Linked DNA regions of Mus musculus: region 1 is linked to region 2. Evidence: chromatin loops called from intact Hi-C (ENCODE). Cell type or tissue: left cerebral cortex. All regions are shown on one strand. Each heading gives the region's core, and the rest is flanking DNA. Links, peaks and the distances in the headings are about the cores only. Region 1 holds the start of Ireb2 (iron responsive element binding protein 2). Region 2 holds the start of AY074887 (cDNA sequence AY074887).

What was found. Hi-C counts contacts between places; a loop is a spot of excess contacts. Peaks named below come from ENCODE experiments on the same cell type or tissue, not always from the same donor. Only the 100,000 strongest peaks of a DNase experiment are listed, where the experiment ranks them.
Region 1: it touches region 2 in a loop (3-fold over the local background); 8 of 42 quality-filtered maps call a loop at or near these places.

Annotation. Positions count from the first base shown.
Region 1 is chr9:54,854,877-54,870,018 of GRCm38, forward strand. It overlaps Ireb2 (iron responsive element binding protein 2), which reads left to right and starts at 8,879. Exons shown (of 22, transcript NM_022655.3): 1 at 8,879-9,020; 2 at 10,431-10,520. The coding sequence starts at 9,002. In left cerebral cortex, for the core only: no CTCF peak of the experiment used is centred there; DNase peaks (open chromatin) are centred at 8,796 and 9,290; H3K4me3 peaks cover 2,020 bases; H3K27ac peaks cover 1,196 bases.
Region 2 is chr9:54,941,959-54,957,100 of GRCm38, forward strand. It overlaps Hykk (hydroxylysine kinase 1), which reads left to right. Exons shown (of 5, transcript NM_177351.4): 5 at 4,108-7,966. The coding sequence ends at 4,568. AY074887 (cDNA sequence AY074887) reads right to left here and starts at 8,996. Exons shown (of 1, transcript NM_145229.2): 1 at 8,286-8,996. The coding sequence starts at 8,881. The coding sequence ends at 8,483. It overlaps Psma4 (proteasome subunit alpha 4), which reads left to right and starts at 8,901. Exons shown (of 9, transcript NM_011966.3): 1 at 8,901-8,945; 2 at 10,124-10,150; 3 at 10,383-10,425; 4 at 10,721-10,883; 5 at 12,705-12,782; 6 at 12,923-13,011; 7 at 14,299-14,429; 8 at 14,853-14,976. The coding sequence starts at 10,148. In left cerebral cortex, for the core only: no CTCF peak of the experiment used is centred there; DNase peaks (open chromatin) are centred at 4,541, 5,030, 7,726, 8,795 and 1 more place; H3K4me3 peaks cover 1,648 bases; H3K27ac peaks cover 1,219 bases.

The DNA.
Region 1 (15,142 bases), core at 3,915-11,914, 87 kb before region 2:
TATGCTGGGACAAATGATCACTCAATTTATTCCTAACATCAGAAAGAAGTTGCAAAAACTGTCACTAGGACCTGAGACTTCTGTCAGTGGCCTACTACATAGAGCAAAATCTGTTTTCTATAGCCAGGATCTAAAAGAACAGAGGGACTGAAAGGAAGCCAGTGGTGTGTGTGTGTGTGTGTGTGTGTGTGTGTGTGTGTGTGAGAGAGAGAGAGAGAGAGAGAGAGAGAGAAAGAGAGAGGGAAGGAGAGAAAGAGAGAGGGAGTGAGAGAGAGAAAGAGAGGGAGGGAGGGAGAGAGAAAGAGGGGGGGGGAGAGAGGGAGAGAGAAAGAGAGAGAAAGGGAGGGAGAGAGAAAGAGAGAGGGAAGGAGAGAGGGAGAGAGAGGAAGGGAAGGAGAGAGAAAGAGGGAGGGAGGGAGGGAGGGAGGGAGGGAGGGAGGGAGGGAGGGAGGGAGAGAGAACTACTTTACCATAACAGGCTATGACCTCTGTGATCAAGATGGATTGAGATTCTATTAGTCTTTGAATTGTATGTACTTAGCTGAGTAGGGGACTAGAAGACAGCTTAACCCCATCTGTATTTGGTCCCTTCGATTATCAGCTGATGCCTGAAAGTTAATAAGAATGAAGACCCTAAATCCTTCTCCAACTCAACTTCATTTCATCCAGAAATAGTCAGACTGATTCAAAACCCATCTCCTAGCAGGAGTGATGCAGGTTGGAAATTCCTGAAAAAGGATCAAAGGGTCTCAAAGGTTGATTGTTAGGTAGCTATTTAGATGTTAGCAGAGTTTAAGGTCATGGGGCTGAACCCCTCCTTCAATATCAGCAGCTTATTAAACCAGGAGGTCAGACTGCAGGACTCTGATTCCCTGCACCGGGACACGGTGTTCTGAACTGCTCAGGAAGCTATGATAAGATTACTGTCTAGCCAGAGGCTTCCTAATAAAGAACAAAGACGTACCATTGTTGTTCCCTCTTCCCCCAAGAGTCAGTCCACGTGCACCTGTCAATCACAGGGACAGGACAATGCGCTTCTGCTTTAGCAGCTTCAGAAAGGATACAATGCTCTCTCCCGCCATTTAGTCCTTCTCACCTGGACATTCTCTCCAGTTCAGTTTGTAAAAACTACCTTCTTCTCTACTTTCCTGTGTGCCTCATCTTCAGTTCTTTTGATAGTGATCACAGACTGGGGAACCAAGCCAAGTCCAGATTAAGGCCATGATGGCACAGTAACCCTAAGTTCATCTTCCAGACACTGACATGAGTTTTAGAGGAAGAACTGGGGCAGTGAGCAGGACATATGCATAATTAAGCAGTCCTAGTCAAGGTTTGATCACGTGCACCGTCGGTGGCCTTAGCTCATCCTGAAAGGATGGTTTCTGGGAACTCCTTTTGCTTAAAGGTTGAGGTGACTCTCTGGAAGAGATTACTTCTGCTCCAGTGTACATTCTCCAGCTCCTTGGGGAATGGGGCGTGGTCTGTTCTGATGGGCTTTGTTCTTCCGGGACAATTAAAGGCTTTACAAAAAGGAGGCAAAAAATACCTACCTCTCACATTGCTTTTAAATTACCTTCAGGGTCCAAGCTAAGAGACAATGCTTTCAAGCGGAAGCAACTTTAAGTGCCTGTTTTAAAAATGGCTGAAAGTCTGTTGCTTCTACCTTCATTTTGTGTCTGTCTCCTTTAGTCATCTTATGGCTCTAGATGTCCAAAGAAACTAGGTTGGCCCCCCCATAAATAGGTAATGGTAAAAAGTAGAGAAAAGGGCTAGAGAGATGGCCCAGTGGTTAAGAGACTGTTCTTCCAGTGGTCCTGAGTTCAATTCCCAGCAACCACATGGTGGCTCACAACCATCTGCAGTGGGATCCGATGCCCTCTTCTGGTGTGTCTGAAGACAGCTACATTGTACACACATACATATAAATAAACAAACAAATAAATCTTTTTAAAAAGTAGAGAAAAGTGGTTTATTCAATGAGGCAACACTGAGAAGAATGAACAGAGGCCCAATGGTCCCCTTGTCTTAGTCCCCCCCCCCCCCTGCTATGATAAAATACTTTGATTAAGCAACTCAGAGGACAAAGGGTTTGTCTCAGTGGTTAAGAATACATCCCAATAATGGCAGGGAAGCTGAGGTAGCTGGAGCTTGGAGAGCTGGTCATGTTGAATCCACAATTGGGCAACAGAGCACTTCACTTTCTCCTTTTTGTATAGTCCAGGATCCTACCCCAGGAAATGGAGCCATGAGCAACCAGTGTGTATCCCCTATCAACGAACCTAATCAAGGCCATCCCCACGAGCATGTCCTCACAGATGCACCAGAGGCTAGGTGAGTCTGGATCCTATTAAGTTGACAACACTCTTGGGTCTTCACATCTCTTGGGTCTATCTTTGATTCTGACATAAATAGAGGATGAAAGGTATGCCTAACCAAGCAGTCTTGGTCAAGGTATGTCCCTGCCACCAATGGCCCATCCTTGTCTTCCTTTCAGTCTCTCTGACAGGTAGTCTGACAAGTAATAATTGTGTAAACTCTTTCCCAGAGACAAGTTCCTCCCTTGGCTGGATCAGACTTCTGCATTTTTCATTCTTTCAGCATGCGACTCCTGGGGAAATTTTCATTGTTTCAGAAGTCTGATAGTCAGAGGCAGCAGCACTGGAGTCTCTTTAGAGTCTCTTTATCCCTATTAGGACAGTGTTACCAGTGTTTACAGACTTCCAAGGAGACCCTAAATGCCTCGGGTCATTGCCCTAGATCTGCATTCAACTTCGATTCTAGGAACAACAGGACCTATTAGCACCTCTATGACAGGGATTGAAACTGCCACCCTAGTAATGGATGACTCCCCAGTGAGGCCATTAATCTCAGATGCTGATGCTCCAGTTTGCTTTCCCTCCAGTGGAAAGCAATGTCTTAGGAAGCCAAACAGAACTAGTGCTGCAGTGATAACCCAACCATAAGAGCCTAACCAAGCCTACTTAACTAGGCATAGCTCTCCCCTTGCCCCAATTACTCTAACATCTAAACCCAAAGCTCACATCAGTGCCCTATAGATGAAGGACCTAGGGCCACTGAATCTCTTCATCTTTTTTTCCCAGTGTGCCCACAATGATCAATAAATCTCTTTTCTCTGCTTTCACCAGTACTGATGTGTCAACAAAAAAACTCAAATCTCATCTCAGAAGGAATTCTCAGCCAAATATGAGTGCCATGGCCCAGGAGAAGGGATTCAGGTGGTCCTGAATAATGTGGTCCAGTGTGGATGTGGTTTTTATGAACTTTTTATAGAACAAAGGCATTATAAATCAAGGCACTTAAATAAACTGACCAGGACCTCACGCAGTTAGGTTACAGCAGAGTCAGGAAAGCTCTTAGTTTTTGGGTTAGTGGAAGCTGGTGGTCTGCTGAGAATATATTCCAGAGATTTCATCTGATAGATAGAGGGATATTAGGTCAGACTTAAAGTAGGCAATGGGTAGTTATTGGGGGACTAAAACTAGCTCAGATAGTTTGACTTGTGATTTACAGCATTCCAACTTTGTATAATCACAAAGTTTTGCCTAATCAGTTGGCTGTTAGAATCTTCCACATAGGTGTGGCTTTTTTGGGAACTTCAGTTTACTGTTTAACTGGAGTATTGGCTGGAGGAGTCTTTTGGGATTCCTCAAGCCAGGGCCTAGATCTGAAACTGTGTCAGAGTACTAGGTAAGAATAGGGCTTATTGTGAACATCGTGGCCTGTGCCTCTAATCCCGGTACTCCGAAGGTTTTAGCAGGAGGATTGTTATGAGGTGGAGGGTAGCCTGGGCTACAGAAGAAGGGACAGAGATAGAGACAGAAATCAGGAATAGTGGCATGTCTGTAATACCAACACTAGAACAGAGGCAGAGGAATCAGAAGGAAGGCTATCCTCAGCGACATAGCAAGTTGGAGGTCAGTTTGGGATATATGAAACTCTGCCTTTACACACACAGAGACACACACACAGACACACACACAGACACACACACAGACACACTCATACACACACACAGAGACACACACACACACACAGACACAGACACACAGACAGACACACACACACACACACACACACATACACACACACACATTTGTGGGAGCATGCTAAGAAAGGGGGTTGGAACAGAAGAACAAATAAAATCCAGGCCCAAGAAGGTCTCAGACATTGAGTTGGAAAGTCTGATCTTGACACATGCAGAAACTCTGAAGGATTTTATTTTTACAAAGATTTATTTATTTATTTATTTATTTATTATATGTAAGTACACTGTAGCTATCTTCAGACACACCAGAAGAGGGCATTAGATCTCTTTAAGGATGGTTGTGAGCCACCATGTGGTTGCTGGGATTTGAACTCAGGACCTTTGGAAGAGCAATCAGAGCTCCTAACCACTGTGCCATCTCTCCAGCCCATTCTGAAGGATTTTAAACAAACATTATCAGATTTGTGATTAAGGAGGGATGATGCCCTGGTGGGGTTGTAAGGGTATTTGGAGCAATGGTAAATTAAGAAGTCGAGGATGAAACAGGGAGAGTTGTTAGAAAACTAGAATGCTGAATTATATAAAATCATTATTTTTAGGTCACAGTGGCCAAAGCTTAACATTTTTATTTATTATTTATTTACTTCTGTGATTGTGCATGTGCGTATGATGTGTGCAAGTGTAAGTCCCACAGCATGTGGAAATCAGAGGAAACTTTGTGGAGTTGGATTCTGGGAATTGAGCTCAGGTCACCAGACTAGCATGGTAAGTATCTTTATCCACTGAGCCATGCAATAGTCTAAAGTGACCAATGGCTCAACCTAATACCAAGTAAGAAATGACCAGAACCTAAACTGTGGTACTGATGAATGAGGTCAAACAACATTAGGAAAGTCTACTTTGACAGGACACCACAGTATCTTTGATGAAAGGGACAAACAGAAGGGTCTACATCAGAAAGTGGAAGCACAGTTATAGACCACAGGAAAGCATTCCTGAACCTAGGCATTTTACTTTTCTTTTGACAAAGATCGACACAGCTTAAGGACCGACAGGCTCATTGGGATGTGATCATATAGCCAAGTTCAGAGCTAAAGTTGAGATTAACACTCTCTCTCTCTCTCTCTCTCTCTCTCTCTCTCTCTCTCTCTCGGTTTTTTTTTTTTTTGAGTCAGGGTTTCTCTGTAGAGCCCTGGCTGTCCTGGAACTCACTTTGCAGACCAGGCTGACCTCGAATTCAGAAATCTGCCCGCCTTTGCCTCCCAAGTGTTGGGATTAAAGACATGTGCCACCACCAGGTTTCTTAATTATACTGTCTCTGCTATAATCTGGCTAATCAAAGAAGGCATTAGTATAAGTTTCCCGGGGTTTCTATGACACAACATGGGTAGCAAAAACAATGATTTCAGAGGAAGTAGGAGGGGGATAAGGGAAGTATGCATTACATACACGTACGAAATTGTTAAAAAATAAATGATTAAAAAACAAATGACACTATGTAATTTTCACCTGTAAGTTAATATATATGACTTGAGGTCACTTTTAGCATCTCGTAGCATATCTTTATGTGAGTATTCTGTACTTTTTACCCGTGCTCCTTTGGCAGGCATTGAGGTTGCCTTCAATGTTATTATAAGCAGTAACCTCGTGCTTACCTACCCTGTGCCCGCCTTCATATGCACCTAAAGCCACAGGCGACACCATTGAGACACGGTCAGTACGAGTCATTCCAGTGGCTCATGTGGTGATGGCAGTTTATAGCCTTTGCCATTATAGAGCGTCAACATTGTAAGTAAATACTTTTTTAAAACTTGGTTGCATAAGTTTTCATGAACTTTGAAGTGAGCGCTGTGATGCAATATCTAAAGGTTGGACTCACCTGATGAACCTTAGCATGAAGAAACAATGAGGCAAGTTCCAATTAATGAACATTTTGCAAAAACAACTATGTGCTTTGACAGATACCAACAGCACCAAGGAAAATAAGCAGCTAAGAGACTATCCTAAGTACAGACTAGACAGGATTGGATTTTAGTGGGAAAAAGTTTCTAGAAAAACAATATTATCTAGGCGTGGTAGCACATGGCTGTAACACCAGTACTTGGGAGGTTGAGGCAGGAGAACTGCTATAAGTTTGAAGATACTTTGGGCTTTTTTCCCCTCTGAGTCAGCTCGAGACACCCAAGACCAAGTTCTCAGCAAAAAGGAGGGACAGAGGACAGGATAGGGGACAAAGACTGGAGATAAAGGACAGGGAGAAGGGGAAGGGAACAGGGAGGGGAGAAAGGGAGCAGGACAAAGGGGGAAAGGAGCATGTCTGTGGGGGAGGGGAGCAGGGGACTGCCTCTGGATGGAGAGCAGACAGACAAGCCTCCTAGGCATATGACAGTTTATAAAGGGAAAAGGGAAACCCTGGGTTAGGGTGAGGTTTTAAATTTAATTGTGCGTGTTAATTAGGTGGGCCAAAGGGGGCTGTTGATTGCTGGACTTCAATCTTTTAATAGCTGGACCTTTGTTGTCAGCCTCAGGAGGAAGAAGTAGCTAAATAAGGGAACAGACCTTGATTGCCAGCTTTAGGAGTGTAATCTAACAGTTTTACAAGGCAGAGGGAATGAAGGAGAAGGGCAGGCCCTGCCAGAGCCACGTTTGTCACGCGTGGGCAGCCTAGTGTCCCTTTGGGGTTGTCTGGTGAATGTGGAATCAGCCAGAGCTACACAGCAAGACCATCTCAAAACAAATAAATAAAACAAGGTAAACAATTGAAACAATTGGCAACATTTTAAAATTTGGTTGTAAATGATGTCAATGTTTGATTATAGAATATTAATAGGGCTGATTCTTCAAATGCATAAAGTGTAAATATTAATGGTACTGTACCAGTGCTAAATTTCCTTCTTTCTTTCTTTCTTTCTTTCTTTCTTTCTTTCTTCTTCTTTTTTTTTTTTTTTTTTTTTTGAGACAGGGTTTTTCTGTATAGCCCTGGCTGTCCTGGAACTCACTTTGTAAACCAGGCTGTCCTCAAACTCAGAAATCCACCTGCCTCTGCCTCCTGAGTGCTGGGATTAAAGGCATGTACCACCACGCCCAGCTAGTGCTAAATTTCTTGAATTTAACTGTTGTAGTGTGGTTGTATGAGAGACTGTCCTGGGGGGATGGAGAGATTGCTTAGCAATTAAGGCCATTTGTGCTCTTGTAGAAGACTTCAGTTCAACCCCCAGAACCACAACAAACGAATTTTCAAAAGCTCAAACTAGTGAAAACCATGAGATTTGAGAGATAGGTTGGTAATTAGGATGATTCAACACCCTCTTCTGGCCTCCTTGGGCACCTGCACACACATGACATACACTAACATTGAGATACACATATAAATAAATCTTTAAAACATAAAAAGAAAAGCCCAAGTCTTGAAAGAGTGAGTAAGGGTTAGCCAACGGTGTACAGGAGTGTTGTTTCAAGAGAAGCAGAACTATTCAGTTCAGCCTCGTGAACAATGAAGTTATACGTGAGCTCTTGCTTCCATCTGAATGCATCGCAAATCCAGACTCAGTTTCTTGGTATGTGAGTTTGGTTACTGTGTCCTTCCTAGTTTGTTTCAGTTTCATGGAGATGATTTCGAGAATAGTCATGCCCTTGAGACTTTCTGAGAAGACTGTCACAGTTGTTAAGGTCAGGAAGCCAGTGGATCAAGTGGACTTCTAAACAGTAATGGAAGAGAGGAGCCAAGGATAGCGTGCTGGTATGTGCTTAGGCGGTGGCATTCGCTGGTGTAGGTGACAGACACATAAGGACTCAGTCACTGGCTTGGGTGGCAGTGGTTGTGGTGGTGGTTTTGCATAGGAGATGCCTGTGGTAACAAGCGTTAGGATATATTCCTCTAAGCTTAGGAGATGGGTTTGAGTTGTAGGTAGGCTAGAGAGCATCAGCTTATGAACGGATAGCTGGAGCCAATAGACAGATGAATGAGCCAGAGGAAATGAAATCTGGTGCAAAGCTCATGTCACGAGATAGAGTTAATGACAGTACACTTAATAGCTGGGCAGAGAAAGGCCCTGGTAGAGGAGACTGGGATGAAGCAGGCTTGGAGGCCAGGAAGTACAGAATAGTTTTGGAATTATGGAAGCTAATACAGTTTGTCTTAGCAAACATACTAAACAAACAGTTAAAGCAAGAGCTGGGGTATTAGCAAATAGTTATGCCTACCTTTATCACAGGCATTTTTGGAAGTGGAAACCAGTCTGAGAAGGGATAGGAGTGGGGAAGAAAAGGGCAAACCAGACAACTCCAAAGAGTCCGCTAACCAAAAGACAAGACAGGGAAGACATAAGGACTCTCCCTGGCGGGGCCAGAGAGAAACTTAGGACACCATCACGTTTAACTGCTCCTGGGAAGAGAAAGGTTGAAGTTATAGGAAAGTATGGACATTTTAATTCATTCAATTAGTCGATTGCCTATGTGTCCCATTAACCCGGCCTTGTTCTCTTGAGAATGCACGAGTGGGCGCCTCATTACATCACGGCTTAACACAAGGCTTTACCATGCAGGGAGAACTTGAGTCCCAATCCTGGCTCTTTCCTACAAGACAGTCCTGCAGACATCGCGGGACCTCAAAACCTCACGGTATACTTTTGGGCCCACAAGAAAGTAACGGAACCTATGGCGTCCCGTTGTCAAAGTTACTAACCTCCCAGGGTTCCGCCCCCCCACCTCCAGCTCTGGAGAACAACAGAGGCTGCGCAGAGACCCGCCTACCCGCTGGCTCCGCCCCGCTCTTTCTTTGTTTCGCCGGTCCGAGGATCTCGCGAGAGTTAGCCGGCAAATCCCGCGAGCGCGGACCCCGGGCCAGCTCTGCGGCTCTCGCGGTGCCTGCGCGAGACTGCTTCCTTCCTCCTTTCCCCTGCCCGTCCGCCCGTCTTCCTCCCTCTCTTCCCGGCCTGGCCTCCCCCTCCTTCCCCCGCTGGCCCCCTCCCCGCAGGGATAATATGGTCTCCGGCGATGGACTCCCCAAGTGCAGGTCAGTTCCCGGCCGCCGCCTTAGCGTTGGCGGCTGGTGGCGTGCGCTGCTGTACATCCGTGGCCCTCGCTGTGCTCTGCTTACGGTCACCCGGGGGGGCGGTCGGGCCCTCAGGGCTTGGTCGTTCTCTCCCCTCGGGGCGGAGGCCGCGAAGGCCGGGCGTCCCCGCCCGCGCGTCCCGCTCTTCAGCGGAGCGCTAATTCCGCCCCTGGCCGGGGCCCGCTGCTTGTTGGCTGCAGCCTCCAGGCCCCCAGGAGGAACTGCTGGGGCAGGGACAAGCCCACGTCTTTCTCTGCCCGCCCCCCTTTTGTGAGCATTGAGTGTCGGAAGACCTGGCTCCCTTGTTTGGCTTTCACTCTGCTGGCTGATCCTTCTACCCAGCATCCTGGGATCTCCCTTTCTTTGCTCCTGGAAGTGGAGGGGCTGTCGAGGCTGAACGTTAGCCGGTTCCCAGATCATTTGTTGCAGTCTCCTCCCCCATCCACCTCCCTCCACAAAAGAAAAACACTGTTCTTTCTGAATGGACTGTGCTTGTCTTTTCTGGTTTTGGAAGAAGATCTTAGAGCAATGTTTAAGGGTCTCACCCATCCAAGTAATGAGGCCGCATAATGAATTTTTATCTACCTCACCCTTTCTCACAACACTGAGAGTGGGGGCATATTCAATTAGTGCATAACCATTAAGGGTATATCTCTTAGTAGAATCTAATGTGCCAGTTTACCTAGATATTTTGATGGTCACTTTAAAAATCATCTTTAGTGTTCTGTTGTTGGATTTTTAATTGCCTTTTGAACCTCTAACAATGGTTTTGTCAAAGCATTATCTCTGTACTTAAGCATGTTCAGGGCACGATTTCTGAATGCTTGTACATCATTTAAACCATTCTTATGGTCTCTTTGCAGACATTTAACATTTCTAAGATTGAAAAGCCATTGGGTGGGTAATGCTGTAATCCCAGCATTCAGGAGACAGAATGGGCGATTATTGCCTCTACTTGCAGGCTCTCCTGGGTTGCCCAGTGAGGTTAAGTCCACTCTGGGATACAGTGACAACACCCTGTGTCAACAGGCAAGGTAGAAAGCTGTCTGTCTCACTAGTTTCTGTTTGACAAGAGTCGAGGTTTAGAATTGTCCCCTTGCAGTCCCGTGGAGACGAGTCTTGTGTCTGTGGTATGGGACAGTCAGCACCTCCATCACTGCCTCCATGGTTCAAGGTGGCCCTCGTAGCTGCCCCGCAGGGTAATGCAAATGTGCAATATTCCCATCAGCTTTCCATCACACACAGAGTTCTGCTGAGCAAAAGTTTGGGTGTTTTCTCTTTGAATAAGGTTCTTGGTAACTGTAGTTAATGTACTTAATGTATTTGATGGAATGTATTTAATGAAAGGCATTTGTTCTTTTTCTTCTCCAGGATACACCTTTGAGTACCTTATTGAAACATTAAATGGCAATTCACAGAAGAAGTTCTTCAATGTACCTAAACTTGGCGGCACCAAGTATGGTAATGTTGCTTTACGTTTTTCGTGGGCTTAGTTTCTAGTAGTTACAGTGCATTGGTCAAGGTGAGCAGAAGACATTTTATAAAACTTCCTTTGGGACTTTTGGTTGAGAACAATAGAAACCATACCTCGATTTCTTCTTTAAACTTTTAGTTAATTAGATGCTGCCTCTCCTCCCCTCCCCCCAGAAGCTAATCTTATTTTTAAAAGAGAACATCATAATCTATAGTGACTGAATGTGTGTGTTAACTTTTTCAATGGTCAGTGCCTCTGGTTATTGTTTTGTTTTTGTTTTTTTCAGGACAGGGTTTCTCTGTAGAATGTGACTGTCCTGTCATCCACTCTGTAGACCAGGCTGGTCTCATACTCAAAGATCTATCTGTTATTGCCTTCCAAGTGCTAAGATCAAAGGCAGGGACCGCTACTGCTTAGAGCCTCTGATTATTCTTTAAAAATATTTATCATCTTTAAATAGAATCATCAACTGAGCCCACTGGTTCAAATTGTTCTTCACTGCTAGGCTTGATTCTCTGACACTTTGGTAAACGTTTTCACATTCCTCATCGGGGTCAAACCTTTCATCGCATTCTCAGAAAAATGAACGTGCTTAACCTGGCCATTGGATGGATGGAGTCTTAACTTTGATTTTCAGTTGTCTTTTGTTTTGAGACATGGTCTCCTAAGTGGCCCAGGGTGGCCTTGAACTGTCATTTCTGTCTCAGTGCTGCAGTGGGAAGAAGGTCCCACTAAGCACAGCTTTTGATTTAGTTGACAGTTGAGCAATTTTTCTAACAAGACCAAAGAATAGAAAACCTGTTTGGAAGAATGGTTGCTGGTGTAAGCTTTTATGAAAAAAATTCATGGCCAGCCTTCTACAGTTTGGAGAGAGATTTTCTTTAGTCCTGTTTTATTGCTCCTTTATAAATACTGCAGATTTTTATGAATTTAAATACTCTTCATGTATTATATGTATCTATATGCATTTTGAGACAATGTAGGTATTTTTTTTCTTAGAACTATATTGCTCTTTAAAAATAAAAATAACTATTCCCTAGAATGGCAACAGTAGCATTCTTTCTGTTGCAGTAATTTGTACTGATAAGAGAGTATGGGTATTTTTTAATATTTTATGTCTATTATTTATTTTATCCCATAAGTGATGATGATTTTGTATTGGTTCTAGAAGATTGTTTACCAAAAAAGGGAGGGGGCATTGGTTTAGTAGGCAAAACGCTTGCCCCATAGCGTGAGGACTTGAGTTCAGACCTGCAGCACTCACATACAAAGCTCAGCATAGTCATGTATCTGCCAGCTCTCCACAAGCAGACTCGGGCAGGACCGATCCTCATTTGCCATCTGCCCAGCCATTCTAGCCAAAACAGCAATGCTCTCTAGGTGAGGGACCCTGCTTCTCTTAGGGTGGAGAGCAATATTGAAAACAACCTAACATTGAACTTGAGTACACACATGCACAGACAGTCATATCATTCATACACACATATATATTATTCTCACACACAATAGGTTTTTCATACACTCTTTTCTTCAAAACAAAGCCTGATTCTAGTTACTTTTCTGTTGCTATGATAAGATACCATGACCAAGACAACTTATAGAAAAAGTTGATTTGAGGCTTACAGTTTCAGAGGTTTAGTCTCCATAACCATTATCAGGGAGCTTAGCAGCATGCTGTCAGACATGAATAGTGTTGGTGCTGTAACAGAGAAGCTCTTACCTTAAGAGGCAACCATAATTCAGAAAAGGGCAGTGGGACTTTTGAAACTTGGAAGCCTGTCCTTAGTGACATACCACCTCCAACAAGGCTACAACTATTAGTTCTTCCCAAACAATTCCACTGACAAGGGACCAAGTATTAAACTATATGAGTCTATTGGGAACCGTTCTCATTTAAGCCACTACTCTAGCCTCAAGGGATTTTGGGGTTTGATTTATTTTGTTTTTTAGATAGTCATATGTAGCCCAGCCTATTCTGGAACGCACTATGTAGCCCAGGCTGGCCTCAAAGTTCTGATTTTCCTGCCTCCATTTCCCAAGTACTGAGATTACAGGAGTGTGTGTTGCACCATGAGATTTAGGTAGTGCTGGGGGGCCCAGGACTCTTGCCTGCTAAGCAAGCACTTTACCAACTAAATTACATCTTCATGTAAAAGTTTTTTTTAACACAAATTTGAATGATTAGTAAGGAACATATATAGGGATGTTTTTTGTACTTGAAAATAAATAATTTCTATGAATACTTTATGGAAATATGCTTGAAGATGACCTATAAACATAGAATTAGGGAATTGAGCAATTAACTACTGTTCCCCTTCCCCCTTTCTAGTGCCAGTTTATCTTATTTTTAAAAATATTTTAAAAATTATTTATTTTTGAGAACAGGGTTTTTCTCCATATAGCTCTCTTATAACTAACTATGTAGACCACAGTAGCCTCAATCACAGATGAGCCTGCCTCTGTCCATTGTATCTTTTGCTTCTCCAATTTATATTCAGGGTAGAGAAGTGGACACTCCTGAGACATTGACTATATTTTGATCTGATATGATTTCCCTCTTGGAAAGTTCTGAGTTGCCTCTTTGGTACCTTTTAGTATACTGACTAGAAACTTAAGAGATCTTTGTAATTGTCTTCTCTGAGTTTAAAAATACACATATTCCCAAGGCAGAGAATAGTCTCCGTTGCTTGTAATAGAGTCTGCTTTCTGAAGCAGTTGAATTGCCATTGAACAGAGGTTATGTGGGTGGCAGTTAACCTCAGGTAATCACAGAGAGCAGCAGTGTAAAATCATGAGTGAAGTGGTTAGCAATGGGGAAGAGGGTGGAGAGACGGGCTAGTGTAGAGTGTCCATTTTTTAACTAGTATGAAGCCTCATGCCTTTAGGTCATCTCATTATCTTTTCTTTTTTCCTTCCTGACTACTTACTTTCTTAACTATAGTAAATAGATATAGCCAGCACTATATTCATACTTACCTTGTTAGCCAGGCATGGTAGCACATGTCTGTTGGTCAGTGTCAAGAGGTCATGGGTTCCAGATCAACCTGAACTACATAGATTCTGTCTCTAAATAGCATGGGGTGAGGATATAGCTCAGTGGTAGAGTAGAGCATGCACAAAGCCCTGGATTGGATTCCCAACACTAGGAACACAAAACAAAACAAAATGAAAACCAACTCCTACATTGCGTTCTCTGAAAGGAATCTATACTTAACATTTTAGTAGAGTATTTTGTGGTTTATAAGAATTTCAAACAAGATCCATCCTTCTTCACAGATAAAATAGAAAATCATTTTTTGTTTTGTTTTAGTTTTTGAGACAGTGTTTTGTGTGTGTGTGTGTGTGTGTGTGTGTGTGTGTGTGTGTCTAATAGAGCCCTAGTTATCCTGGAACTCTCTGTAGACCAAACTGGCCTTGAACTCACAAGAGATCCTCCTGTCTGTGCCTAGTGAAAGACACATTTTTATAGACATATGTAAAGCATGAATATTTTTACAGTGTGTATTGCTCTGTGACCTTTTTTCACCTAATATATTATGCACATCTTTCCATGTCATTTAATACAAGTATTCCTGCTATCTGAATCTGCTTGGTTTCTGAGTCAGAGAGTGTGAGTTCCAGTAGAAAGGGCTGGGTGTACTTTGCTACAACCTTTAACAGTTAAATAATAAAGTTGTTACTAGCTTTCTCTGCTATATTTCCTTTATTCCTACCCCCTGCAGGGCCTCAATTGGTCTACATCCCTGACTTCTAATACACACACACACACACACACACACACTCTTTTAATTCAAGCTATTGATACATAGTATTGTTATGTTGAAGTTGTGCAGTTCCTTCCACCTTCATCACACACACTTTTATTTTCATGCTCTTAGTATATGCTGTCCCAGTCTCTACCATGGACTATGAAGAACAAATACTTTGATAGAAAATGATACTATGTTTTCCAGATATGCAAAGATAGAAGAGGAAAAGTATAGTCTTATCAAAACCAGTCAGAGCCAGAGGCTGTTTGCAATTTGAAGGCTGCCTGGTCTTGTTTTTTACTGTCTACCTGAGCTTTTATCTGTATAACTCCCTGTACTGACTTTGAATAATTCCCAGTATGACCACTGGACTGTTCTTTGTGCATTGTAAATGGCTTACCATCTAGCTAAGGTATTTCTTGGTGACTTTTTCACCTGTTGCTTTAACTGGATTTGTCAATTTTCCTCTGCTGATCCAGTTATCCTGCTGGAAGGGTGTGTATTCTCAAATCTTGCATTTTCCTTGGGCCCTGGGAAAGGATTGTGGGTTGGGTAGCAACCATTTACCTAGAGTATGCACAGTACATATGTTTGTAAAGATTACCTAATGTCAGTCTGTAGATACCTGGTACAGTTCTTCATTTAACTTGGTACATTATGTTCAAGAGTTGACTTTAGTTTTGCTTTTCATTTTCTGTTGCTGATTACACTCTTAGATTATAAAAAAGTGGCACTTACTAGCTCAGCCAAAGTAGAATTTATTGTGTTGGTATACATCTCCGAGGCTAATGAACTCTGGTTGTCTCTTAAGGAAATAGGGAGTGAGCCAGTACTGATGGTATTCTTTGTTTTTCCTCCCA
Region 2 (15,142 bases), core at 3,471-11,470:
CTCTTGTTTTAGCCTACCAAACTCTGGGTTACAAGTATGTAAAACCAGGCCAAGTGAGACAGCCCTTTTATTTGTTTTAGCTCATTATGTAAACTTGCATTTTTACTGCAGAAAACTCTTTGAATGTTGAATTTTTTAATTTATTGTGTATGTGCACACATGTTTATGCGTGTGTTTGCAGACATGCATGAGCTGGGGTATGTTGCGTGGAGGCCAAAGGACAACTCTTGAGCGTTCAGTCTGTCCTTCCACTTGTGAGTTCTGGAGCCAGAACTCAGGACATCAGGCTTGTACTGCAAGCACTTTTACCCACTGAGCCTTCTTGCCAACCGCCAATGTTTAACTAGTGACTGTGATAATAGCCAGGCATGGTGGCACATGCCTTTAATCCCAGCACTTGGGAGGCAGAGGCCAGCTTTGTCTACATAATCAGCTCCAGAACACCCAGGATTACAAAAGAGACCATGTCTCAAAAAACAAAACAAAATTTAAAAAACAACAACAAGCAAAAAACCCAGCCAAACAAAAACCTGTTAACTGTGGTGATTGCTTTAGTTTGTTGTTATTTTTTTTAATAACATATTTAAACCTTGTTGTTATTTTTTGTTTGTTTTAAAGATTTATTTATTTATGTGAGTACATCACTGTCTTTAGACACACCAGAAGAGGGCATCAGGTCCTCAGGGAATTGAACTCAGAACCTCTGGAAGAGGAGTCAGTGCTCTTAACCACTGAGCCATTTCTCCAGCCCTGTTGCTAGTGTTGTTAACATCTTTTATAAGGTTAGGGAAGCTTCCCTGTATTCCTGTATTCATTAAGAAGTCATATAAAGGGCTGGTGAGATGGCCCAGTGGGTAAGAGCACCTGACTGCTCTTCTGAAGGTCCGAAGTTCAAATCCCAGCAACCACATGGTGGCTCACAACCACCGGTAATGAGATCTGATGCCCTCTTCTGGTGCGTCTGAAGACAGCTACAGTGTACTTACATATAATAAATAAATAAATAAATAAATAAATAAATAAATAAATCTAAAAAAAAAAAAGGAATTAAAAAAAAGTCATATAAAAATGCATGCTGCTTTCTCCCTAAATCTATAGATATGTCAAATTATATTGGTTGTATTTAACCTTAAATCAACATTGCATTCTTAATTTAAACCCAATGTGGTCATTGTATTGTTTTTTCCTCTCTTTTTCATCAGTTTACTAATGTTTTATTATGGCTTCCATCTACATTCCTAAGTACCATTTCCTTACAGCTTTCCCTTTATAATAGCCTTGTATGGGCTTAGACTTGTAAGATCATTTAGGAAGTTCTTCTATTTTCTCAGTGATTGAGAGATTAGAGTGGGGCTGGCAAGATGGCTCAGCTCTTCGGAGCATTTGTTGCTCTGCCAGTGAACCTGAGTTCAGTTCTTAGCACCCATGTTAGCTGGCTCACAACCCCTTTTTACCTGAGCTGTAGGAGAGCCATGGTCCTCTTCTGGCCTCTGTATTCATCTACTCATGTGTGGCATACACACACTCAGACAGAAATTCACCAAATAAATTTATATTTTAGAAGTACGACAATACTTTGTTTGTTTTTGTTTGTTTGTTTGTTTGTTTGTTTGTTTTTCAAGACAGGGCTTCTCTGTATATCCCTGGCTGTCCTGGAACTCACTCTGTAGACCAGGCTGCCCTTGAACTCACATATCCACCTGCCTCTGCCTCCCAAGTGCTGGGATTAGATTAAAGGTGTGTGCCACCACTGCCCAGCTTCAGGACAATAGTTTCTTTTTTGAATTTTCCACTGAGGTAATTTAGTACTGTATTTGTCTTCAGGGAAGATATTAAAATTAGCAAACTGAGCATGATGGCACCCAGCTGTAATCCCAGCACTTGGGGATACAAACAGAAGGATCAGAAGTTTGGGCTTATCTTCAGGTACATAGTTCAAGACCAGATTAGCACATGAGTCCCTGTCTCAAACAAAAGGCCCCAGAAATTATTTAAATTAGCAGTTTAGTTTTTTTAATATATAGGACTATTTAGATTTTTGCCATATTTAATGGATTGTATTTTATAGAAATTTATCTAATTTATCTAAAATTTTGTACTTAAAATTTCTTTCTTTTTTTTTGCCGGGTGGTGGTGGCGTACGCCTTTAATCCCAGCACTTGGGAGGCAAAGGCAGGCAAGGCCAGCCTGGTCTACAAAGTGAGTTCCAGGACAGCCAGGGCTACACAGAGAAACCCTGTCTCAAAAACAAACAAACAAACAAACAAACAAACAAAAAAAGTTCCTTTTAAAAAAGATTTATTTATTTATTTTATGTATATGGGTACACTATAGCTGTCTTCAGACACACCAGAAGAGGGCATCAGACCTCATCACAGATGGTTGTGAGCCACTATGTGGTTGCTGGGAATTGGACTCAGAATCTCTGGAAGAGCATTCAGTGCTCTTAACCACTGAGCCATCTCTCCAGCCCCAACTGTAAGTTCTTAACATACATGTTAAAACTTGTTTTTATCATTTTTATTACTTACTCTTTGAATTTTTTTTTTTACTTTGTATGTATGAGTGTTTTATTTACACATATGTCTGTGTACCCCATTCATGTAGTGCCAGAGACTAGAAGAAGGTAGTGGATCCTCTGGAACTGGAGTTATAACAAGTTGTGAGCCACCTTGTGGTTGCTGGGACTGAAGCCGGGTCACTGGAAGAGCAGCCAAGTGTCCTTGCCCTGAGACACCTCTCCAGCTGTCTTTACTCATATTTTCATACTGATCAGGTCTTTAGTGATATGTGTCCTTTTGCTCTGTTTGGAGATCAGTAGCACCTCTTATGTTTTCCCACTGGCTTCTCGGGCTCATCCTTTGGGGAAACACCTTTTCAAGACCCTCTTTATCTTATCTTAAATTACTCATATCTATTTTTTTCAAATGTTTTCTGTTTGCTTTTTAAAAGCTTCTTGAAATAGGTGCTTAATTCATGAATTTTTGTGATTTTTATTCTTTGCCTTTATTTGGACTGCAAACATAAAATTAATTATGCATATGTCTTGATTTGTGATGATCTGTACTCATTATTGTTCCAAAATGTTTTCCTCAGTTTTCCTTCATCCTTTTGTGTGTGTGTGTGTGTGTGTGTGTGTGTGTGTGTGTGTGTCCCCGAGCAGGACACGTGTATGTTAAGAGTCTCACTCTGTAACCTTGGCTGGCCTGGAATTCACTTTATAAACTGGGCTGGCCTCAAGCTCATAGAGAACTCATCCACCCCTGCATATGCACCATGCCCAATTCCTTTTTTTCCATGATATTCAAATTTAAAGTTTGTTTGAGAAGAGATGCTGTTTGTCTGAAGACTTTATAAAAACCTATTTTGAGGGACAATGAAATACAATCCCAGTACTTGGAAGACAGTGAATTTGAGGCCAGCTGGGATACAGAGCAAGAACATGTTTCAAAAAGCAAAGGAAAAATGTTTTTTGAGATTTTTGTTGTTTGTCAAACAATATGTTGTTAGCCTTTTAAATATTGAAGATAAAACATCCCATTTGTCTTTCCTTACACCTTTATTGGGATATGATTCACAGAAGATACAATCCATTCATTTGTATAATTCCATGCTCTTACATGGCTGTGCAAATGTTGCATTTCCAGTTGCAGAACGTTTCATTTCCACAATAAGAAATCTTGTACCCTGTAGCAGTCAGTTCTATTGCCTTTAAACTAGAAACTGTGGGGGTCAGTTTTGGCTTGGCTCTTTTTTCTGCTCAAGGAGGGAGGTGATCTTAAATTACTCCTACTGCTTTGATTCTTATTGTTTCTGTTTGTTTTATACGCTGCCATTACTGGATGTCCATTATTGGAGCCTCTGTTCACCAGCTACCGTCCGAAGTGCTTTTTGTGGAAAACAGCTATCTACCTCTATAAGAGAAGCCATGCACATAAGACCCTGTGTCTCCCCCCAGAGAAAATGGCTTTATTTTCAGAAAATAGTTTGTTCTTTTATCTCTGCTTGTTCATCAAATTATTTAGATGGCTGTGCTTTTAAAAGAAAGATAGAAAGAGAATGAGTTAGCATTTTAAATAACTTTTTACATGATCTTTCTGATTTCAGGTATTAATCATGGTGATCTTAATGACCATAACATTTTAGTAGACCTCAGCAAGTCAGCCTCTGGAGAAGGTGTGCATCAAGTGTCTGGGATTTTAGACTTCGGTGACATGAGCTATGGCTACTATGTGTTTGAAGTGGCAATCGTTATCATGTACATGATGATTGAAAGCACAAACCCTATACAAGTAGGAGGTCACATCCTCGCAGGGTTTGAAAGTGTGATCCCCCTGACGGCTGTAGAGAGGCAGGCTTTGTTTTTACTTGTATGCAGTCGTTTTAGCCAGTCTCTCGTCATGGCTGCATACTCCTGCCAGCTGTACCCAGAGAACAAAGAGTACCTCATGATTACAGCCAAAACCGGATGGAAGCATTTACAGCAGCTGTTCGACATGGGCCAGAAAGCCGTTGAAGAAATCTGGTTTGAAACTGCCAAGTCCTATGAATCTGAGATATCCATGTGACTGCCGCGGTAAAAAAATTAAATCGCTCAAAACTCCCCGGTGGTGCACATGCGCTCGGCGCTATGCACCCACAATGTTCTGGATTCCCGAGTGAAAGACACACACGCACAACCTTATTTTTAATATGCCCTAAGCAGGTCAATTGCCGGGCCACTCCCTAACTCCACTTGGTTAACGCACACTCCACTTCAATATTCCTGAGTTATTACTTACTAAAATCTATATATTATCTTTGTGCCCTGGACCTGGCTGGGCAGCCCTCCTGGGCAGCTTTCCCCCTGCACCTACATGTCGGCGGTCTTTCCCTTCTGTATCTTTCTGGCGTGGTCCTATGCCCCTCTTGTGGCAAAATCTTCTCTTCCTACTCTCTCTGTCTCTTCCCAGGAATCCTAAAAGTCCCACCTCTGTCTCTGCCCAGTCATTGGCCGCTGGTAATTTTATTGACAAGTCAAAAACTAACTGGGGACAGGCTTCCTTTAGTCCTAAATGTGGGACACTGCAAACAGGTATTTTTGGTAACATAATTAGCATGAGAACACAAGCCGTTACAAGTGACCTTAGAAAAGCTTGTGTTAATTAAAACCCAGTTGGCCTAGAACAAATTTATGAAGGATTTTTGTGCAGAGTTAAAACTGAAATGGTAAAACAGATCCATTCTCACAGGGCAGTGGTGGCGCACGCCTTTAATCCCAGCGCTTGAGAGGCAGAGGCAGGCGGATTTCTGAGTTCGAGGCCAGCCTGGTCTACAGAGTGAGTTCCAGGACAGCCAGGGCTATACAAAGAAACCGTGTCTCGAAAAACAAAACAAAAAAACAAAACAGAGCCATTCTAAATAGGAATTGGTGAAGGAAGATCTAATTTTTACAGCGATCTTTGGACCATCTTTTACTCTTAAGAAAGTCTACATGATGAACCCTTGCCTAGTATGCAAAGCCCGGGTTCAACCTCAGCACTACAGAAACAAGGAAATCCACACAAGTACCACCCAAGTAAGCATGTCTCTGTGCAGGTCATGCTTGCCTTTTACAAGAAACACACATGATGATACATGACTTGTCTTCAGTCTCCGAAGATCGATTCTCGTCCTTAGATCAATGATTTTTAAACTTTGAAAAGAATGCATATGTACAGCTATATTAATTTTGTTTGTTTGTTTGTTTGTTTTTGAGGCAGGGTTTCTTGGCTGCCCTGGAACTCTCAAATTCATAGAGATCCAATTGCCTCTGCCTCTCAAATGCTGGAATTAAAGGCATCTACCACCGCACACATATTCACATATTTTGAATAATCCACATATTTTAAATACCTAACCTATACATCGCTAACTCTATGAATTCTTCCTTAATCTCACCTGTCAAGAAGTGAGGTAGTGAGGTCTTTCTGTCTTTTTTTTTTTTGGCATTTTACTATTACCTGCATATTGTTGTACAGTCATCTATCTTGTAAGTTACCATGACACAGACCATGAGAAACTTAAATACATAGCTTACACATCACAAATTCTGTAGACTCTTAATCTCACCTCTCTAGAAGTGAGGCATTCTATCTTTTTTGTGGCATTTCACTCTTACCTGCTGATGGTTGTACAGTTATCTATCCTGTAAATTGACATGGCACAGCCATGAAAAACTTACATCTGGGTGTCTCTTCTTGTCCCTCTGATAGTGCCTTCCCCACAGAAAAGTCTTTGGACACATTTACAAAATGAATGCATGCAAGAAGAAAGATATGGTGAAGCCCTCGGGGAAAACACAAGAGGGAGTCCTGAGAAAAACTTGTTTGGGAGAGTAGCTGCAACCAGAACTCCAGACACAAGTGCATTGAAGCACATGTAGGCATCCAGGCAAGGCCATTATCCAGGACACCAGCAAGGCGCCTCAGCAGTTAGGGCTTACTATGCTCTTCAGGCTGGTCTTAAACATCGTGGCTCCCAAGATCCTCCTGTTCAGCCTCCCAATGCAGAGACTATAGTGATACACCATTCTGTTTGGCCCCACATGTTCTTTGTTCTCTATAACTAATGATTGCCTTTTTATAAGATTCTGTAAAAATGCAGATCATTGCATTGCATACTTGGCTTAAGTTTTATCTCAGTATTTCCTTTACTGGCTCCTTTTCATGTCTCTCTAGTCTAAGTGGCTATTTACTTATTCTTGTAGGGTGGGATTTTTTTTTTTTTCTTTTCTGTTTTGAGACTGGATTCCACTGTGTTGTCCATACTGGAATCAAGCTGTCGCATGGTTATCCTGGACTCACATGATAATCCTGCCCATGCAACCCAGTAGCTGGGACTGTAGGCATGCATAGACCACTCACTGCATTCTTTTGTTTAACCACATGCTTTCTAAAGATGACTCAGGTCTAGACCCCTAGTCATTTATTTAAACATCTTGTTAGTAGTTATCCGTCTATGTGAGTAGGCTTTGATACTATAACTCTTGTCTGATGTTTGCCTGCCTATCTACCTGTCTAAACTTCCCAAACTAGGTATTTCTCTGAATTTACTTATACAATTTATTTTTAACTTCTCCATGTCTCCCTTTTCTTTTCCTTTCTCGTTTCTTTTCTTTTCTTTTTTTAGAGCAAGATAATGTTTGTACTTAGAGAGTCAATTGTGAGGGTTTTTTAAGAGGCTATGGCAGCCTCTTAGCATAGACTCTGGCACATAGTAGAGGCATAATAAATAGTTACTAAATAATGGATCATATTTCAGGTTACGCACACTCAAAATATTGGTGTGGCACGCTGCTTGCCCTTCTCACAGTCAGCCATCGAGCCCTGCTGCTTTCACAAATCAGGATTTTAGGTTAACAAATCTGGAGCGGTTTTGTCTTTCCTGCTTCATTAGTTTTTCAGTAGAATATACTATACTACAATGATTATTGAATGTTATTTTACATGCACTACCTCATTTAATCCAGAACAGAATCACAAAGATATTCTGATGATTAATCTCCATTTTTAAATAAAGAAATAGAGCCTTGAAAAGCTGATTTATTGCTTTAGAAGGGAGCTCAGGCTTAGATCTTGAATTAGGTCTTTGGGCTGTTACCCCTGTTCCTAATCACTACAAAATCCCATCCTGCTGCCTTTCCTTCCTTGTTTTTACACACCCACACCCACACCCACACACATGGGGGCAGTACATGAGATCATTCACATGTGAAACACTTAGGATACTCATATTTGAGGTTTTTATTTAACTTGGCCAATCAGGACCAGAAAAATGGGCTGGAACTTGGGTCTCATTCCAAATCAGTGTTTATCCTGTTATACAATGGAACTCTGCAAGTTTCTCTTGATTGTTCTTGCTAAGAGAGATTCTCCACTAAATTCCTATTGCAAATATTGCTAATTTCTGTTTGAAATTAAATATATGCTGCATTGTATGGATATTTTACCTTTTGGTCTTTTTTTCTCTCTCTCTCTCATTTTTAAAACAGTCTCACTATATATCCCTGGCTGGCTTGGAATTTACAGGGCAAACCAGGTCCTGAGTACAGGCCAGGTCCCGTCTACATGCAACTAAATTTCTAAGCTTCCCCCTTTAAGAAACCCAGATCCAACCGTTTTGCCTACACAGAAGACAAAGGCCCTGTACATAGTCAACCCACTAGCTCTTCAACCCCCAACATAGGCACAAAAACTAGGTAAGATTGGAAAGGAGAAATGGATGAAGAGAAGTCTTTTTTTCGTTTTTTTTTTTTTTTTTTTTTTTTTTTTTTTTTTTTTCTTTTGTCCGAGACAGGGTTTCTCTGTGTACCCCTGGCTGTCCTGGAACTCACTCTGTAGACCATGCTGGCCTCGAACTCAGAAATCCGCCTGCCTCAGCCTCCCAAGTGCAGGGATTAAAGGCGTGCACCACCACTGCCCGGCGAAGAGAAGTCTTAAACTTAGAACAAAAGTTATCCCAATTAAAGAGTTGGATCTGAGAAAGGAGAAAATGAGGCTAAGAGGAAGAACAAAGGAAAAACTGTTAAGGGGCAAGACTGGAAGAGTAAACGATTTGATTTGTCTATACAGTTGCTACTCTGGCCTCCATTAGAATGGTACAGAAGAGAAAACGAAAGTGGAGTGCAAAGCGTAGGAGGAATCTGGTTCCACTCTCCACGGTATAGACGCTTCCCTCCTCCCTCCAGTCCTCCTCTAATACAGACCGCAGCCAAAGCCGAGGTTGTGCTTCTGCACAGTCCACGTGGGCAGACTGAGCCCGCCCCAGCACTGGGAGAACTTCCGCGTCCTCCCGCCCCGCCCCGCCCCCTCGCAGTCCTGCGCACGCGCGGGAGCCATATTCGCCGCGGATGCTTGGCCATCCGGGTTGGTTCTTCTCCAGCTGAGTAAAGAGGCGCTGATCTGCACCCTCACCGTCTTCCTCTGGTGAGGCTCAGTCCTTTAGGGGCCGCGGAGTCGAGGTGTCTGTCTCCCGGGCGGGGGCCATCTGCGTGGAGACCACGGCCCAGGCCCGCGGCCGCCACCGAGGAGCCGTGGGCACGATGACTTTGCACCCGCCTCCTCGGTGACCGGCCTGCCAGGGACTGGTCCCCGCCGGCCGCCGTCGGGTATCCCCGCGGGGCCTTGACGGCTCGCCTGGGCTCTGAGACCCTCCGGGCCGGTGCGAGGGGTGGGGGCGGCTGCGGCCCAGAGAGTCAATTCGGGAAAGTGGCGCTGCGGGGGAAAGTCCAAGTCTTGTAGCGCCGGCGCCAGGCGTGGAGGTAGCTGTGTTCACAGTCGAATCCGAAACCCGCCGTGGCCTCCTGGCTGCTGTGCTCAGGGCCACCTTTCTGTTTCTCCTACATGTTGGAACCGACTCCTGGCAGGTTAACTCTCCTTAGGCCTGACGACTCTTCTAAAATGTCACTTCCCGTGGTCCTTGAATCCAGCCCGTCGGTGAAGCGGTCTTAAGTAAGATAAAGGTGTTTTCTAACATCTGGGCGCGCAGACCCTTCAAATGTCTGCTTAGCTTTCCAGCCACGATGCCTTCCTTATATCCCATTTGGCAACATAGGAATTGAACTGCCATTTTTCTACTAAGGCAGAGTTTCCATTGCTGTCTTTCGAAGAAACGGAAATAAGGACCAGGTTTACCACCTAACCCCTACACCCCCAAATTTAGGACCATGTGAATTATCCACTTTGTTAACCTTTCTCAGCCTGCTCTACTTGGAATGCCCTTCCTTCACCCCTTCACAATTCTTTTTCTTTGACTTGAGGCTTTTCAACTTACCTTTGCCTCTCCCACCTCTAATTTACTCTCATTATCTGTATTGGTTTCCTAAAATCTTACTTGCTGTCGATTCTGCTTTCCCTCCCCACCCTGAATGTCTCTTCCATGTTGCTTTATAATCTTTGTCTGTCATACCTGGCTGCTAGATTCTGAGCTTTTCAGGACACCATGGTTTACCTTTATTGTGGTGGCCCAGCATCTGTATAGGTCCCAGTGGTGGTGCAGTTCATGTTAGCTGAGTGATGGTGTGGATCAAGTGGTATTAACAGTGGAAGACACTTCTTAAAATTGTGGGGGTTTTGTTATTAATGATCCTGTTTTCTTTTCACAGGAATCAACATAAAGTTCAGAAACCATGGTGAGTTCATGACACGTTTCCTTTAACTTTTGCCTGGGAACATTATGGCTTGTTTGAAGCTCACAGCCTGACATGGAAGAAAATGAAACCAAAGGGGTAGAGGGAGTTGAATGGGGTCTTCCGTCTTCTTTCCACTGAACTCAGCACCAGGGTGTCATTGTATCCAATGCATGGACATCCGGAAGTTGGCGTATGTCAGTGAACAGGCATCATCTCTGTTTTTCCTTTGCAGTCTCGAAGATATGACTCCAGGACCACAATATTTTCTCCAGAAGGTAAATTAGAAGATTTAACCTGCTCCAAAGAAGGTTGGGGCATTTTGTTGTGGTTGTTGCTTTAAGTAGTATATTTTTAGTGTTGGGGTCTAGTGTGACGTTTAGCTACACACATTTTGGAGTTGACTTCATTCCTTTGGTTCTTGGAGATAACTTGTCACCAGGTTCATTACGCCATGCATTGTGGGCGAGTAAATGCAGGGCTGTTGATGCCAGCCTACCTGTGTCATTGCTGATTTCTCTCAGATGAGTGGTGCAAGAGCGAGAGGAACCGTGGTGTCTCACTGTTTTGTAGGTCGCTTATACCAAGTGGAGTATGCCATGGAAGCCATTGGACATGCAGGCACCTGTTTGGGGATTTTAGCCAATGATGGAGTTTTGCTTGCAGCGGAGAGGCGCAACATCCACAAGCTTCTTGATGAAGTCTTCTTTTCTGAGAAAATTTATAAACTTAATGAGTAAGTGCGATCATGGGGAAGAGCTTGAACTATTGCACTTGACAGCGTACTCAGGATTTGCATATTTAAGGAGGGATCTTCTATGTGAAGTGATAGAACTGAAATGAGCAGTTTTATTATTTTTCTTGTAAAAATCTGTGTATTTGCTTTATTTTGCTTGACATCTCCTTGCAGCCCATTATATCTCAGTTCATTATGTGTATAATTCACTTGAAATGCAAAGATAAACACTTGGTGCAAAATAGCACTGTGCAGTGATAAAAGTATGTATGTATTTTCTGGCCACACAGGTTTGGTTTAAAATCTAAAGTCCATGGATACAAGGTGCTACACCTATTATCTAACTTCTTGAGGATCAGAGTGGTTATGGGAATCAAATGAAACAAAATAGTGAAATAAACTAACACAGTGCCACCGTGTAAAGCAGGGCCTCAGGATGCCCTTCAGAATGGCACGCAGGAATTCTGTACAGTTATCCTGACTCTTTACCAAAGAACAAGGCTCGTGGAGGTCTGACACAGTTCAGCCACAGGGTGCAGTCTGATTCTGTCCAGTTTGAGTACTTGGAGCTGGCTGTGGGATTTGGTTGTTGGTGGAAGACTGGCTGTGCTATATAGAGACTTTGCCATCAGTGGTAGGCCGGCTGAAGACTTGGCACTGGGGCCTAGTTAATTATTTGTTTATGTATTACAGCTTTGGATGTGTTTACCAAGCACACTGACCACTCTCACAACCTATTCTTACCTTCCCATCTCCCACCCTTCTCCCCACAAATATTTATGTCTGTCTGTTTTGATTCACTGGCATTACCAGGGCCATCTGTGTGAGAGCTGCTTGCTGGAGTCTGGTGGGCTCAGCAGTGTGTACATATAGCCGAGAACAGTGAGTCTTGCCCAGAATCTACCAGTAACCAATAGATCCTATATAAGGGGTAGGGTCCTATGAGCTACTCTTGGCTAATTATTGACAGGGCTGGTCTTGTCCGCGCCCAAACTAGTTGTAAGCTTGTGACTTCACTTGTCAGATCTAGAGAACGTGCTTTGCTGCCCTTACTCTGTCTCCTCTCTTAAGTAGTTGGCAGCCCCTTTCCCACAACGTTCACAGACCTTAGAGAGGGAGTGGTTGGTCTGAGTGACATCCTTAGGACTGTCTCACACTCTCATTTATTTCCTGTGTTATGGGAAGCTATGAGTCTGCACTATAGCATCCATTGTAAATTGAGGCTTCTCTGATTAAAGAGGGGATCCACTTCTGTCTGGGAGTAAAAGTGTAGGTATTTAGAAGGCAGTTGGGTTCTGTGTTCATTAGCCCTCAGAAGTGCACTTCCTGCATGGGCCTTTGGTACTCCCCTCACATAGTACCGTCTTCCCTAGTCACATTAGTCTCTACCCAGCGACTTATTGGCTTGTTTAGGCATAGTCAGTGCAGATATCTACACTCTAGAGAGCCAGGGAAGGCTTTGGGGAACAGGCAGAAAGCGGGTACGTGCCTAGGCAATTTTTGAACTTACCACCCTCACCCCTACACCTGTCAGGCCAGGCATGGCAAGTTAGACCCTAACGTGTGGGAGTGGTCTGGCTTCTGTACTTGGTGTTCCTTCTCTTGCTGTTTCCAGAGAGCAGTAATCAATACATCTGTTTTAGTTCAGGCTGCATTTGTTTATCATTTATGCTGAATGACACTAGGTAAACATCTCCTAAGAAGATGCTATTTTCATCGCAAAGCTGTTGAATCCCTAATAGATCTAGGTGTTTTATATCACTTAGAAATTCTCTGACAAGCATCTTCCCTTCTTATAGTGACTTTTTTTTCTCCTTCTAGGGACATGGCTTGCAGCGTGGCAGGCATAACATCTGATGCTAACGTTCTGACTAACGAGCTAAGGCTCATTGCTCAACGGTAAGGACGGAAATCGTGTAGCACTCAGCATGTCTCCAAGGAAAGCTTTTTCTTTCATATATATTCTCTACAGAGAGCATCTTCTTGCATTGTATATATTTTAGAGAAGCCTGTTTAATATGTCAATCTCTTTACTTTAGGTACTTATTACAGTATCAGGAGCCAATTCCCTGTGAGCAGTTGGTTACAGCACTGTGTGATATCAAACAGGCGTACACACAGTTTGGAGGTACTGAATTTTTTTGGAAATTTTCTGAAAACTGAAAACATTTTATGAAGAATAAACTTTTTACTTTGTTTTGTTCTGCTTTAAGGTTTGTTAAGGTTGTTTTTGTTGTTGGATTTATTTTGGTTTTAGATTTTTTAAACATTTTCTTTCTCTCTCTCTCTCTCTCTCTTTCTCTCTCTCTCTCTCTCTCTTTCTTTCTTCCTTCCTTTCTTTCTTTATCAAGACAGGGTTTCTTTGTGTAGCCCTGGCTGTCTTGGAACTTGCTCTATACCCCAGGCTGACCTCAAACTTACAGAGATCCACCTGCCTCTGCATCTCAAGTGCTGGGCTTAAGGGCATGTGCCACCACCACCTAGCTTTAAAACACATTGTTTTAAAAATATTTTTGTTTTTTGCAAATTTCCTGCAATGAATTTTGATAATATTCACCCACCATTTCCTTCCCTATCTGTCCCCCACCTCTCAGCCCACTCAGCTTCCTGTTCTTTCCCTCCCTTCCCCTGTCCCCTTTTAACTCCTTCAGTTCAGGTTCCCTAGAGCACTGTCACATTACCAAGGGTCACACCCATAAAGAAACTGCCTTCCCCTCCCAGCAGCCCCCAGTTGCTGGACACTCTGAGCTGGAGGAGGGGCCTCATGCGCCCTCCCCTCGGGGCTGAGAGTTGGTCTGCCGCTGTTCTTGTGGATGTTGTCACAGCTGCTGTGAGCTCATGTGCATGGCGGCTCAGTTGTATTTGGATAACACTTTCCTTGTCACCCAGCAGCACCTCTGGCTCTTCCAGTCTCTCTGTCCCTTCTTCTTCTTCCATGATCCTTGGGTGTTGGAGGAGTGCTCTGGATGTCCCGTGAGCGGAGCACCCTGAAGTCTCTTACTCTCCACACTTGTTTGTAACATTCACAGTTTAGCCTGAACTCCTCTGGTGCTCCCTGCAGTCCCGCCACAGCCTCCTGCACACTGGGTGCAGATCGTGCCTGCTTCAGGGGCAAATCTGCTTCCACGTGTCAGTTGGCAGCTTCATCCACAGATACTCAAGCCTGGAAACAGACTCTTCTTCCATATTAATGAAGCTCAGCACTGGCCTTCTGTATCCACATATCCACCCCAGCCTCAGCCCAGCTCCTAGAGACAGAGTTGGCATTTGTGACTGAGCTTATCTGTGGTGGCCAGAATACAAACCAGTTATGCGTGCTTCACTTCTCAGAGGCTTGGGCCACGTCCACTGACAGCTCTAAATTGAGATTGTTGGGTTTAAAATTGAAATTATTGATTCTTTTTCTTTGTTAAAGGCAAACGTCCCTTTGGTGTTTCTTTGCTGTATATTGGCTGGGATAAGCACTATGGCTTTCAGCTCTATCAGAGTGACCCAAGTGGAAACTATGGGGGATGGAAAGCCACATGCATTGGGAACAACAGTGCTGTGAGTATTTTCGTGCCACTGTAAAATGTAGTGAAAGGCTAAGAGGACAGTAATGTTAAATAGTGATGTGTGTGTGTGTGTGTTAGAGTATCTACCATAGGATTTAACAGCTTCATAACTTCTTCAGTGTGAAGGGAATGCCTGTTTGTAGTGCTACATCTTGATAGTTTGTTGAAGCTATCTGTAGCTAAGGGCTAGTTTTCCCTTATAAGTAGTAGAACTCTTAAAGACAAGTCTCTTGAGGCCAGGGCCTCATTTAAAGGTCCTGTCCCTGCCCTGTTCATGCCGCCTTCCCCTGCTGTCAGCAGTGGGCTATACTTCTTCAGTGTCAGCATGAATTCAGGCCTTAGTTCTTCTAACCATCCTGTGCCCTCCCCACCATGCGCAGATTGGAAGGAAACTCTGTTGATGTTTTGTTTTCAGGCGGCTGTGTCAATGTTGAAACAAGACTACAAAGAAGGCGAAATGACTCTGAAGTCAGCGCTTGCTCTGGCTGTTAAGGTGCTAAATAAGACAATGGATGTTAGTAAACTGTCAGCTGAAAAAGGTAATCCTGTGTCCTCCTGCTTTGTCTAAACTGAGGATTTTATTGAATAGCCACAGCCTTAGGTTTTTAATGTGTTTTAGTTCATTGAAGCTGCCACTTAGGGGACACTAAGGACCCCATGTCTTGAGTAAGATGAGTCTTGATGAACTGAAAAGCCACAGTTCTG